Regions from separate parts of the Homo sapiens genome. Here region 1 is linked to region 2. The links are chromatin contacts, found by Hi-C or POLR2A ChIA-PET in ENCODE. All regions are on one chromosome and are shown on one strand. Each heading gives the region's core, a stretch centred on a gene start or an enhancer-like site at or near the end of the contact. The rest is flanking DNA. Distances are from core to core; before and after follow the strand shown.

Evidence for each region. Hi-C counts contacts between places; a loop is a spot of excess contacts on that map. ChIA-PET counts read pairs that join two places held with the same protein, here RNA polymerase II (POLR2A). Pooled maps may share reads with other maps.
Region 1: a map of PC-9 shows a loop between it and region 2 (2.7-fold over the local background). The contact joins the enhancer-like site here to the promoter of PLAGL1 in region 2. A Hi-C loop is called at or near these places in 2 of 168 maps with a recorded cell type or tissue (HepG2 and PC-9) and 2 of 50 pooled maps. POLR2A ChIA-PET finds 5 or more read pairs at or near these places in 2 of 52 experiments (BJ and Panc1).

The regions. Positions count from the first base shown.
Region 1 is chr6:143,742,581-143,748,115 of GRCh38, forward strand. The region is part of intron 2 of PHACTR2 (phosphatase and actin regulator 2); the gene reads left to right. Among named protein-coding and RNA genes, the nearest start is that of PHACTR2, 67 kb to the left of the region's middle. RefSeq lists enhancers at 1,450-2,119, 3,461-4,131, 4,132-4,801, 4,802-5,471. Within about 2 kb of position 2,494, at least 20 of the 41 ENCODE cell types and tissues checked have a DNase peak (open chromatin) inside an H3K27ac peak, as active enhancers do; they include PC-9 and Panc1, where a contact is called at or near this core.
Region 2 is chr6:144,005,024-144,011,105 of GRCh38, forward strand. It overlaps PLAGL1 (PLAG1 like zinc finger 1), which reads right to left and starts at 3,236. Exons shown (of 8, transcript NM_001317162.2): 1 at 3,067-3,236. HYMAI (hydatidiform mole associated and imprinted) reads right to left here and starts at 3,236. Exons shown (of 1, transcript NR_002768.3): 1 at 1-3,236. RefSeq lists silencers at 2,665-2,847, 3,043-3,232, 3,423-3,472.

The sequences.
Region 1 (5,535 bases), core at 1,244-3,743, 260 kb before region 2:
CCAAGAGCCTTGTGCCCAGGGATGAGGTTAGCCTTCTACAAATAACATGGACTAAGAGAGGGGGAATGTGGCTTCCCAAAGGAAAAATGTCAGGAAGGCCATTTCTAAAAGAAGTAGAAGAGGATGCTAGACATGCCTTTCCTCCTTCCCCCCAAAAAGACACTTAGGTCCCCAATATCTACTCTGTGCGATATATTATTTTGGGCATTATGGGAATGACATGATAAACACGACATCCCTCAGAAGGCTTAGACTAGAATCATGTGATTATGCAATCGCATACACATGAATTTAGTAATGAACAACTTAGTAAGTGCTATAACAGAAATAATAGTTAATAGCTAATATGTATTGAATGCTTTCTAGATCCTAGGTACTGGTCTCAGTATTTTACTTGGTTTAACCTATTTAGTCTCCAAAAGAACCAGGAAAGTAGTTGCTATCTCTCCATTTTGCAGATGAGGACGCTGAGGCACAGAGAAGTTGGTTGAAAGTGCTTTTGGAACACAAAGTTCTAGCCCATCAGGATAGTGAGATCTCCATGCAGAGCTACTGTGTGAAGAGAACTTAACATTTTAGGGTAGATTTCACCCGAGAGGGATAGGGAAACAGTCTAAATTCTAGGAAGAAGGAACAATACATGAAGGAATGGAGCTGAAGAACCGCAGATGTTTAGGAAATGGCAAGAAGTAAAGTTTGACTTTAACACCAGGCTTGCAAAAAAGAGATGGAAGGAAAGTGATGGGAAAAATGGTTCGCTGGGACGGGTTGTAAAGCTTGGCTGCCGTTCCAAGTCCAGCTGGTTCCACAGACTGTAGAATTCTTTAGTAGGGGAGTGGCTGGAGCAGATAAACAAAAAAATCGCCAGACCCCTGAGTGTTTTTAGGTGGGGATGTTGGCTTTGTATCTCTGCTGTACATTCTTGGGATGTTTTGGAAGGTTTTTGCAAATGTCCTGTTGGGTGGCATTGAAGCGGTTGTTTCTTTAAATGACTTAGCTCTGCCTTAGTGAAGATCTTGTTAAAAGCAGACCATTTTCTGACATTCTGTTTTCTGCAACTGCTATTGAAGAGGGGCAAAGCCGAGCCAGGCTCTTGTAGAACACTTTCAACACAAGACAAGTGGTTTTGTGTGTTTCTGTCACAGTTTTACAGTGAGGCCATTCAGTACTCAGAACTGAGAAGATAGCATGGCACGCTTATTTAATAGTCTTCTATTTGCTCTTCTATTTTGTCCAGTCATTAAATGGTGTTAGAATTGAGAATTAGGACTCTCTTTCCTCGCCAAAGAAAAACACAAGTGACTTGTTGACTACAAGATTTACTCTCACAGATATTTCCAGAGTAATATGAAATCCCAGCCAAGTATCCGCAGAAAAAAGCCAGCGGCATATGCTCCAGCCTCTTTTCCTGAGTGCAGCTCCACAGCTACCTCTCCATGCCCAGAAGGACATCATAAATCATTTCTAATTTATGAGGAGCCCAGTCGTGTACTACACCCTGCTAGGTGCTGGTGTTTGTCGTCTACAGACTGTGAGCTCCCTTCTTCAGTGCATACAGAGACTTTTTCAGATCATCCATAGGACAGAAGGTTGAGAATTTTTTTCCCTAGGACTGGCCCAGCCAAGAATTAAGGAGGGAGAAGACAGAAGATTCTTGTCGCTCAGGGTTTTGCCACAAGCCTCACTTGCTTTTTCCCAAATTGAGGACTGGGAAGGGGCAGAAACAATACCATTCTCATGATTAGCTATTTTCTTTTATTCAACAAATACACATATTTTTTCAAAGCCAACAGCCTGCAAGTCAACGTTGGGGACACAGCAGTAAGCAAAACAGAATTTTGGTTCTCAATGAGATTATACTTACACATGTTAGGAGGTGACGATGGGTTTTGCAGGGAAAGAAGAGATAAAGTTGGGAAGGGGAATAGCCATTCTACATCAGGAGTTCAGGGAAGGGACTTCCACTAAGGTGACCTTTGAGCAGAGACTTGTGGGACAGGATGGAGTGAGTCTAGCAGTTGTCTGGGGATATGGCCTCCTGGGAAGGACAGAGGCCACCATGCAGGGCCCCAAGAAATTGAAGCCAAGAGCCAGAAAGAAGTGGTTAGGAGCCAGGCACGTGGGAGGCGGGACAGCCTAAGGGGCTGCGGTGAGTTCAGGGATTGTTGGAAGTAAGATGGGCAGCCATGGGAAGTTTTTGGAAGATTACCAGAGTATAAGCCTGAAGTCAGGAAAATACAGGGCAGTGTTTCCTTCACTTCCCAGAGAGAATTAGAGTGTGCGCTGCTGTTATCAGAATTGAACTGTCAAAACATCAATTAGCCCAATGCAGAGTGAAACAGAAATCATGGCTTTGTTTGATCTTGGTATAAAAAAAGCTCTTATGCTTTTCCAGTTGGGATAAAAGTGAGAGGCCATGAGTCATTTATTTACTCAACTGGCGATAATACTTTTCATGGAGACACCTTAGCTACTGTATTCAGCTACGACATTCAGCGACCTGTGCCCCACTAGCGTCTTCCCTGGCAGTATCTTGGTTGTGCTGTAGCTGTGGTGCATAGATTTCTGTGCATAGATTGGTGTAAGCTTCAAAGTCAAAGAGCAGCTGGTGGGATACTTGGGATCAGATTCGAGCAGGCTGCAATAACAGCAGGCTCTCAGTGATGACCTGGAGCCGACTGCTGCCGTTTTCTGCTCACAAACAACTGACTTTAGTCCGGAGCTACAGAGAGCTTGGGTTAGATTGATGCGCAGAAGTTACAGGGAGTGCGATTTGACTCCTTCTCTGGAATACCTTCCTCAAAATGAGGGTGATCGATACTGAAGTGGGTTGCGCCTTAAAGTGAGCATCTTCCCTCTGAATGATTTTAAGCAGGTGAGCACATCTCAGGAATATTCTGAGACAGCCCCTGCTTTGTGCGGTGTGTTGGACTAGAATGACCTCTCAGATTCATTGCAATGCAAACCCCCTCTGAGCCCATGAAAAAGTGTCCAGTGAATGTGCTCTGCAAACATGCAGGCACTATATAAACAAGAGGCAAATATTTTAAAAGGTGAAGAATGAGATACTTGTACTGCTGTGAGAGCGGTGGTTGGAATGTTGTGCCCCAGCAACATACTTTCCGTGCTCGGTCGCCTGCAGTTTGTTCTCATTGGCCCTGTACAGAGGTATCCGCATTGTGTGTTAAATACGCTCTCAGCGAAAGACCAAACAAATAGCCAACGGCATTTTCCTATCAGAGCCTGTTTATAGGAGGTAGAGCAAAAGAACAAAGCTGTTGGTTTTGATTCTTGGCAGGAAGCCAAGGCTGCTGCTTCAAAGCTCCAGAGTTTACAAGGAAGAAAGAGGGGGAATTTTTAGTTTACAAGGAAGAAAGGGGGAATTTTTAGCTGAGACTAAGTTAGAATTTAAGCAAAACTCAAAACTAAAACTAAAGAATCCTCCGGGATCCATAATGGAAAGGCAGAATAAGAAACCTGGTATGTTTCAGGCTATCGGATGATTTTTTAGTGCAAGAACGAACGTTTTAAAAGGTGCCCGAGCAGAGATTACAGACAGCCTCGATTAATGACACAGGATCACTCAGCATTTGAGCTGGATGAATTGTCCTTAGTGATCCTTGAATTGTGTCCCTTATTTTACAGATAATGGATTAGAGGCCCAGGAACTCAAAATGACTGCCCAGGGTCACTCAACAAGTTGTAGGAATTCAAGGACTAGAATCCAGGACTCCTGGCAGCCATTTTGTGTTTTGGGCAATTTTAAAGAAGCAGCAAACCAGTAAAAGTTTTGTTTCTTATGAGCAAAGGGCCGGTTAGGAAGACAGCCACCGTGATTGAATGCTGAATTGGCAGTGCATTTGGTTTGCGAGAATGTGGCCCGATCCCTAGGCCAGCGGCACTTGCTCTTGCAGTTGCCACCTTCATCCTTAAGTTTAGGGCAGAACAGCCGTGAATCTCTGGGCCTGTTCCCAGGAATGGAGGCCAAGACAACTGTTGGAGGAGGTCTACAGAGTCCCGCCACCCCTCAGAGCCCAGTCAAGCATGAATGGGCTTTTACAATCCGTAGGAGGCTGCAGTGGTCAAGGTCCTTCTAAAGCACCTGCAAAATCCCAGCAGTGTCCCACCTGTCACTGTGGGTGTTCTTTGGCTTCCTGCCGTTGATAAGAGTTCTCTCCTTTTTGACAAGAGGCCGAACAAATTGAAACTGTATTTAAATAACAACACTCTTTTTACATAATAGAACACCCAGTTTAAAAAAAAAAAAAAGACTCTTTGCCCGGTTAACTTTTTTCATTGAAATTACTAACCTTTAAGTGAGCTGTTGTTACTTGCTTCTGGAAGATACAGGAAGAATGGGGTCAGTGAGGAATCTAAAGGAAGGGAGGGAAGCCTTCTGTGTATGTCTCCTTTTTAACCCAAAGCTGTTCGTTGTCATTCTTTTGACCATTTATTCATTCATTCACTCATTTTCCTGTTTGTTTCTATTCTGATTCTATCCAAAAAAAGTTTGACAAAATGTGCAGTAAAGAGCTTATATATTGTACATAAAATATAAGTCAAGTCAGGTTTTAGAGAAGGAGGAAACAGAGATTCCATCCACGAATTGTCATATGAAATCTGTGTCAAATATCCAGTTTTACTCTGATCTTTCTAGCAACCAGGATTTAAAAAGGAATACACAATTTCTATTATCAGAAAGGAAAAAAAAATCCAGGTTCTTCAAGAGACTAAGCGTTGCTATTCTGTGGCACATGCAATTAGCAAACACTTAAGGAAGACTTTCATGCACTTACTACAAAGCTGGCTGCCCAGGGCGCATCCTCCCACCCTGTCTCCTATCAGTGTCCTTGCTTGAGGCCCTGGAGCCCCTGAGCAAACATGTTCTTAGTGTTATCACAAATGTCTTCTTAGTGTTATCACCTGCTCCCTTTGGATGTGTCAGAACCTGGTTTGGGGTAATGGCTTTAGTTTAGTTGAAACGATGTTGTCTAGAGCAGTTCCAGGATTTGCAGATAATGAGCCCAGGAGTAGGAATCGGGGAACGTCAGAAATCTCGTGCTACTGCAGCTGCATGTTGTCTACCAGTGTAGCTTTCCTGCTCTTCAAAGTGCCCTAGACTCCTTATCTGGCCCTTCGCTGCTGTATCAAAGTGCATTTTTGAACAGAAGGTCTGGAGGAAATAGAGTTCTGCAGAACACGCTTTGGGAAATGTTGACTCAGGATTAATAGATGACATGACCACATGTTAATTTTACGCACCTTCTTGGCCCCTGAAAGTGAGGAATGGACTTTGCAGTTGCATGGACATATAGAGCACAGGATTTAATACTATACACACTCAAGGGGAACACAATTGAGATCCTGCTCCGGAGCTCCCAAGCCCCATTCCAAAGTTCTACCAGGCATTTACATTTGTTCCAGAAGAAGGAAGAATCAATGTTAAGATCCCCATGGCTTTACATGTCTGTGAAAACTGATTATTATTATTTTTTTTTTTCTGAGATGGAGTTTCGCTCTTGTCGCCCAGGCTGG
Region 2 (6,082 bases), core at 1,986-4,485:
TGTGTATATATTATATATATACACACACCTACATACATTGCCTCAAAAGTCTGTGAGTACAAATTATTCTTGATGATACAAGGAGCAGTTAAAACCATAAAGCAATTCTCGAATTTCAAAGAATTGTTGGCCTTGACACGTATGCTAACTACAGTGCAAATTAGAAATCAGTAACAAAAGGATAACTCACAAAACCTTCCACATTGGAACTAGACTACTTTCTACAAATCTCTTAGGGGAAGAAAAAATATCACAATGAAAAAATCTTAAATTCTTAGAACTGAACAATATACTACATAGAAAGCAGCAGTAAATGAAAATCTGCAGTATTTTCAAATGACAAATAAACCAGGATTAACAGCCTGGAAATAAGCCCAAACATATCTGGGTACTGTATGTGACAGAAGTGGCACTGCTAATCACTGATATTGGGACAATTACCTTTTCATGTGGGAATCTGAAAATTAATTAAGCTTGATCTCATAACATAAAATATATACATCTCAATATATACATGTCTCAGGTAAATTAAAGAACAAAATGTGGACAAAACATAAACTTAAAAATTCTTAGAAAAATATTCAGAATACATTTCATTAATAGTAGAGTATCTTAAGACAAAAAGCATAAGGATTAATGTCTACAGTTTAATATCTGCAAGTATATAACAAATATTTGTATCCAGAATGTTTTCCAATATAAATTTCTGCAATGATGGAAATATTCTGTTCTATAATGTATAATGTAAAATATATAACATAATAAAATATAATAAAATATTAAAGTCATATGAGGCTATTGAGCACTAAAAATGTGGCCTGAAAGAACTGAGGAACAGAAATTATTGAGGTAAATACAATATGTTAGCATTTTAAAACGCTGAAAGTCTGTAAAGTTCTGTGATTTTTATATACTTTTTAGTATTTCGTTTTTCATAACAAAATTTGATTTTAGCTAAAATTACTATATAAAATATTCCAGTTGTGTACAAAACATGTAAATGTGACTTTTGGGAAAGCAAACACACCAAATGATGTTTTCTCCTAAATGCTTTTTGAAATATTATAAATTAAGTTATAAGAATACATAAAGAATAATTTAATGAATACTGGTATGTCCACCATGGAATTTATGAAATAAAACATTACTGATAAATTCCCTAGGTACTCCTCCCTGAGCAAGATTTTTTTTTTCTAAAAAGAAGCCAGGAAATAAGAATAACAGACGGAGAGCCCTAGACTCAGGCTTCTTCAGTTTGCAACACCCATATTTTAACATATTTGGGGGGAAATGTAACATTCAAACCCAGTGTGTATCATTTAACAAAGAGTTACAAAGCAAACACCCATGTAACCATTGCACAGGTCAGGCGATAAAGCATTTCCAGCATCTCTGAGCCCCTGACCCTCTCCTCCCCACTAGGAGATGACCATTAGCTTGACTTTTTTTCTTTACTACTTTTAATGCCTATACATGCATCCCTAAACAACAGCTTTGCTCCACCAGGTTCTGAATTTTACATAGAAGATATCACACAGCATTCTCCGGCAACTTTTTTTTTTTTTGGTTCAACACTGAAAGGCATTTGTGTTGAAACACAAAAATACTTCATTGGCCACTGTACAGTGTGCCCTTTTTATGAGTGGTGTATAATTTATCTTTCTCCTTCAGGTAGGCATGAAGGCGGCATCCAGTTTTCTGCCATTACAGTCAACCTTCTTGTACACGTCTGCTTGTGGACATGTATTAAAATTTATCTAGGGCAGTGGCTTTCAAACTTTTTTGTCCATGACTCATACTAAGGAATGACGTTTTACATCATGACACACATTTGTGTATGTATGAAACTGAGGAGGGGGAGAGAGATTCATAAAGCGAACACCCCTATGACCTGAGAGACACTGATGTTCTATTCTCCGTCTGTGTTTTACAAATTCTGATCATCCATTTAAATGACTTTACGACCCACTAAAATGGACTTCAAATTCTGAAAAACATTGTTCTTAAGGATGAATACCCAGGCGTGCAACTGCTGGATCAGGAAACACGGACATCGGACGTCGTCAACTTTTCCAGATCCTTAACTGTTAAATGTTCTTATCTAAGCGCATATAAATTTACCACTATTTAACTTCAGAGCGAAAAGCGTGAAACATCAGAGAACATTTTATCTTTTCCCTCGGTCATTAAACAGTATTAATCACTTACCATGTGCTAAGTAAGCAATCTCTGAGCCCAGCGAGACCGGTGGGTTAATACGCGGAGGGGCTGCGGGGGAGGACTTAGGGGACCAGGACCTCAGTGAGGCCCCAGAAAGCACCCGGGAGGGGCCTCCGATCCTGCCTGGGAGGGAGGGGTTAGAGGAGGATTCCTGGAAGAAGGAGGACCTAAGCTGGGTGTTTCTATTTTTGATTTTTATTGGTTTCCTAAAACATGAAAGTAACACATTTGATGAGAAAAAATATTCAAAATTACAGGAGTATATTCAGTAAAAGGTAGAAATCCCCATTCCGCCCTGAAAGTTGGATGCGGAGACTAACAGAAGTCGCATTATCAGCTGTCCCGATCTAGGAAATTTTTAGGACCCCACGTTTTTAAATACTTTTAAGAGTATGTCTGATACAGTCTGTAATACTAAAGCATCAAAATAATCATATTTTCCATAAGAGACGAAAGTGCAAACAGTTACTGTCTAGTCCCATTATTACTTGGAACAGACTTTTTCTTCTTTTCCTTGTTCTGTTTTTTTCCTGGCCCGTTGGCGAGGTTAGAGCGCCAGGTTGTAAGAATCGGGTCTGTGGACCTCATACCAGATAGGCGCGAACGCCTCTGGCAGCGGCGTCCAGGGGGTCCGGCGGCACTCGCGGTGGGGCTGCCTGGGTTGCGGGTGACGATCTGCGGGGTCCCGCACCCGGCCCCGCGGAGCCCGGACCCGCACGTAGGCGGCGCGGCAAAGGCACACCCTCCTCGCGGCCGCGAACCCAGCGCCGTCCTCGCAGCGCGGCAATGCACGGCCACCGCTGCCCCCAGCCCGCCCGCCGCAGCCGCGAGCACCCAAACACCTACCCTGCGGGGCGACGACCCCCGGAGCTCAGGCGAGGCCGCTCGGGCGTGCCACCTCCGCGGCCATGACGGCGACCCGGGGAAGCGCCCCGCGCGCCAAGGCCCCGCGCTGCTGAGCTGTGAGCACGGCTGCCCCGTCCGTCCGTCCGTCCAGCACCCGCCCGGAGAGTGAGGCCAGAGCACGCCCCAGCCGTGTCTAAATCAAGGCTCGGGGCGGTACCGACGGGCTGAATGACAAATGGCAGATGCCGTGGGCTTTGCCGCCCGCGGCAGCCAAGAGGATGGCTGCGCCGAGGAGGCCGCGCGCAGGCGGGGCTCGGGAGCCGGAACGGCGCGGCCGCGAGGAGGGCGCTGGGGCCCCTGGCGGGGGCGTCACGTGGCAGGAGGAGGCCCCGCCGGGGAGCTGGGGGTCGGCGGCCGAGGCGGGGGGAGCTGAGCGGCACCCACACGTCCTGCGGGCCGGGTCACCGGTGGGGGCAAAGCCAAGGTCGCCCAGGTACAGCGCTGGCGCAGGTAGACCCGAGCCGGCCTGGGGTCTGCAGCGGGGCCTGCTAGCCGAAGTCTCCGCCAGGATGGGCCGCCAGAGCCCAATCACACATGAGAAACGCGACAGATGCTGGGACGCTGCAATAGGCCAAACTAACTTACCTCCTGTGCCAGCAGCGCCCAAGTGCAGCTGCCCAAACGTGAGCACTGACCGTGAGCCAGGCACTGTCCTAAGCACTTTGCAGGTAAATACGTGTAATCCTCACAGCAACACTGGGAGAAATACCCGTCTCACAGCTGAAGAAACGAAGACGCAGAAAGGGTAGACAGAAGTAATTTTCTAATTACGGTATCACACTACGTCTGCTTCATATAATTTCAAATTTTTCATGTTACTGGAATTTAAGAAAAATAAACTGAAGGGAATCTCTATTGCTTTCTTCCCTAAAAGACGTGCTTTTTAAAAGGCCTATAAGCATTACGTAAAAAGATTAAGAGAGGTGTAAGGAGCTCACTACATGTTCGGGTTTAGAAAGTCTCATAGCTCTGAAAGATGAGGTTAATTAGCATCATACACCTCCACCTACCTTTAGGGGGTAACCCTGCCTCTCAATTTCCATTAGTTCTGTTACTTTCGGCTTCCTAGCAATGAGAACATTTGCAATTGCTCTGCAACTTTATTTTTCCAGATGTTGTCTTAATTCTATCTTTAAATGAATTTGATATTCACTGTAACTTATCTATCCCTGAATTTTTATTTTTATTTAGTTCTTGATGGACTTCCTTCATTTTCAAGTCATATTCCTAAGGAGGGTTTATAGAGTGCTGCCATGTTTGAGAAGATCTGGTGTTTTTCTCTATACATAAATAAAAAGTGAGTTGGGTAAATATTTTCAATTCACACCTTCCTTCAAAACCTAACAGAACAAGATGGCAATTGCTTTATTTATTTTTTTATTATACTTTAAGTTTTGGGATACATGTGCAGAACGGGCAGGTTTGTTACATAGGTATACACATGCCATGGTGGTTTGCTGCACTCATCAACCCGTCATCTACATTAGGCATTTCTCCTAATGCTATCCCTACCCCACTAGCCCCCCACTCCCCAACAGGCCCCAGTGTGTGATGTTCCCCTCCCTGAGTCCATGTGTTCTCATTGTTCAACTCCCACTTATGAATGAGAACATGCGGTGTTTAGTTTTCTGTTCCTGTGTTAGTTTGCTGAGAATGATGGTTTCCAGCTTCATCCATGTCCCTACAAAGGACATGAACTCATCCTTTTTTATGGCTGCATAGTATTCCATGGTGTATATGTGCCACATTTTCTTAATCCAGTCTATCACCAATGGCCATTTGGGTTGATTCCAAGTCTTTGCTATTGTGAATAGTGCTTCAATAAACATACGTGTGCATGTGTCTTTACAGTAGAATGATTTATAATTCTTTGGGTATATACCCAGTAATGAGATTGCTGGGTCAAATGGTATTTCTGGTTCTAGATCCTTGAGGAATTGCCACACTGTCTTCCACGATGGTTGAACCAATTTACACTCCCACCAACAGCGTAAAAGCGTTCCTATTTCTCCACATCCTCTCCAGCATCTGTTGTTTCCTGACTTTTTAATGATTATCATTCTAACTGGCATGAGATGTTACCTGATAAGCAACTTCAGCAAAGTCTCAGGATACAAAATCAATGTGCAAAAATCACAAGCATTCCTATACCCCAATAGTAGACAAATAAGAGAGCCAACACATGAGTGAACTCTGATTCACAATGGCGACAAAGAGAATAAAATACCTAGGAATACAACTTACAAGAGATGTGAAGGACCTCTTCAAGGAGAACTACAAACCACTGCTTAAGGAAATCAGAGAGGACACAAACAAATGGAAAAACATTCCATGCTCATGGATTGGAAGAATCAATTATCATGAAAATTGCCATACTGCCCAAAGTAATTTATAGATTCAATGCTATCCCCATCAAGCTACCATTGACTTTCTTCACAGAATTAGAAGAAACTACTTTAAATTTCATATGGAACCAAAAAAGAGCCCGTATAGCCAAGACAATCCTAAGCAAAAAGAACAAAGCTGGAGGCATTACACTACCTGACTTCAAACTACACTACAAGGCTACAGTAACCAAAACTGCATGGTACTGGTACCAAAACAGATATATGGACCAATGGAACAGAACAGAGTCCTCAGAAATAACACCACACATCTACAACCATCTGATCTGTGACAAACCTGACAAAAACAAGCAATAGGTAAAAGATTCCCTAGTTAATAAATGGTGTTGGGAAAAACTGGTTAGCCATATGCAGAAAACTGAAACTGGACCGCTTCGTTACACCTTATACAAAAATTAACTCAAGATGGACTAAAGACTTAAAACATCAGACCTAAAACCATAAAAAGCCTAGAAGAAAACCTAGGCAATACCATTCAGGACATAGGCATGGGCAGAGTTCATAACTAAAACACCAAAAGCAATGGCAACAAAAGCCAAAATTGACAATTG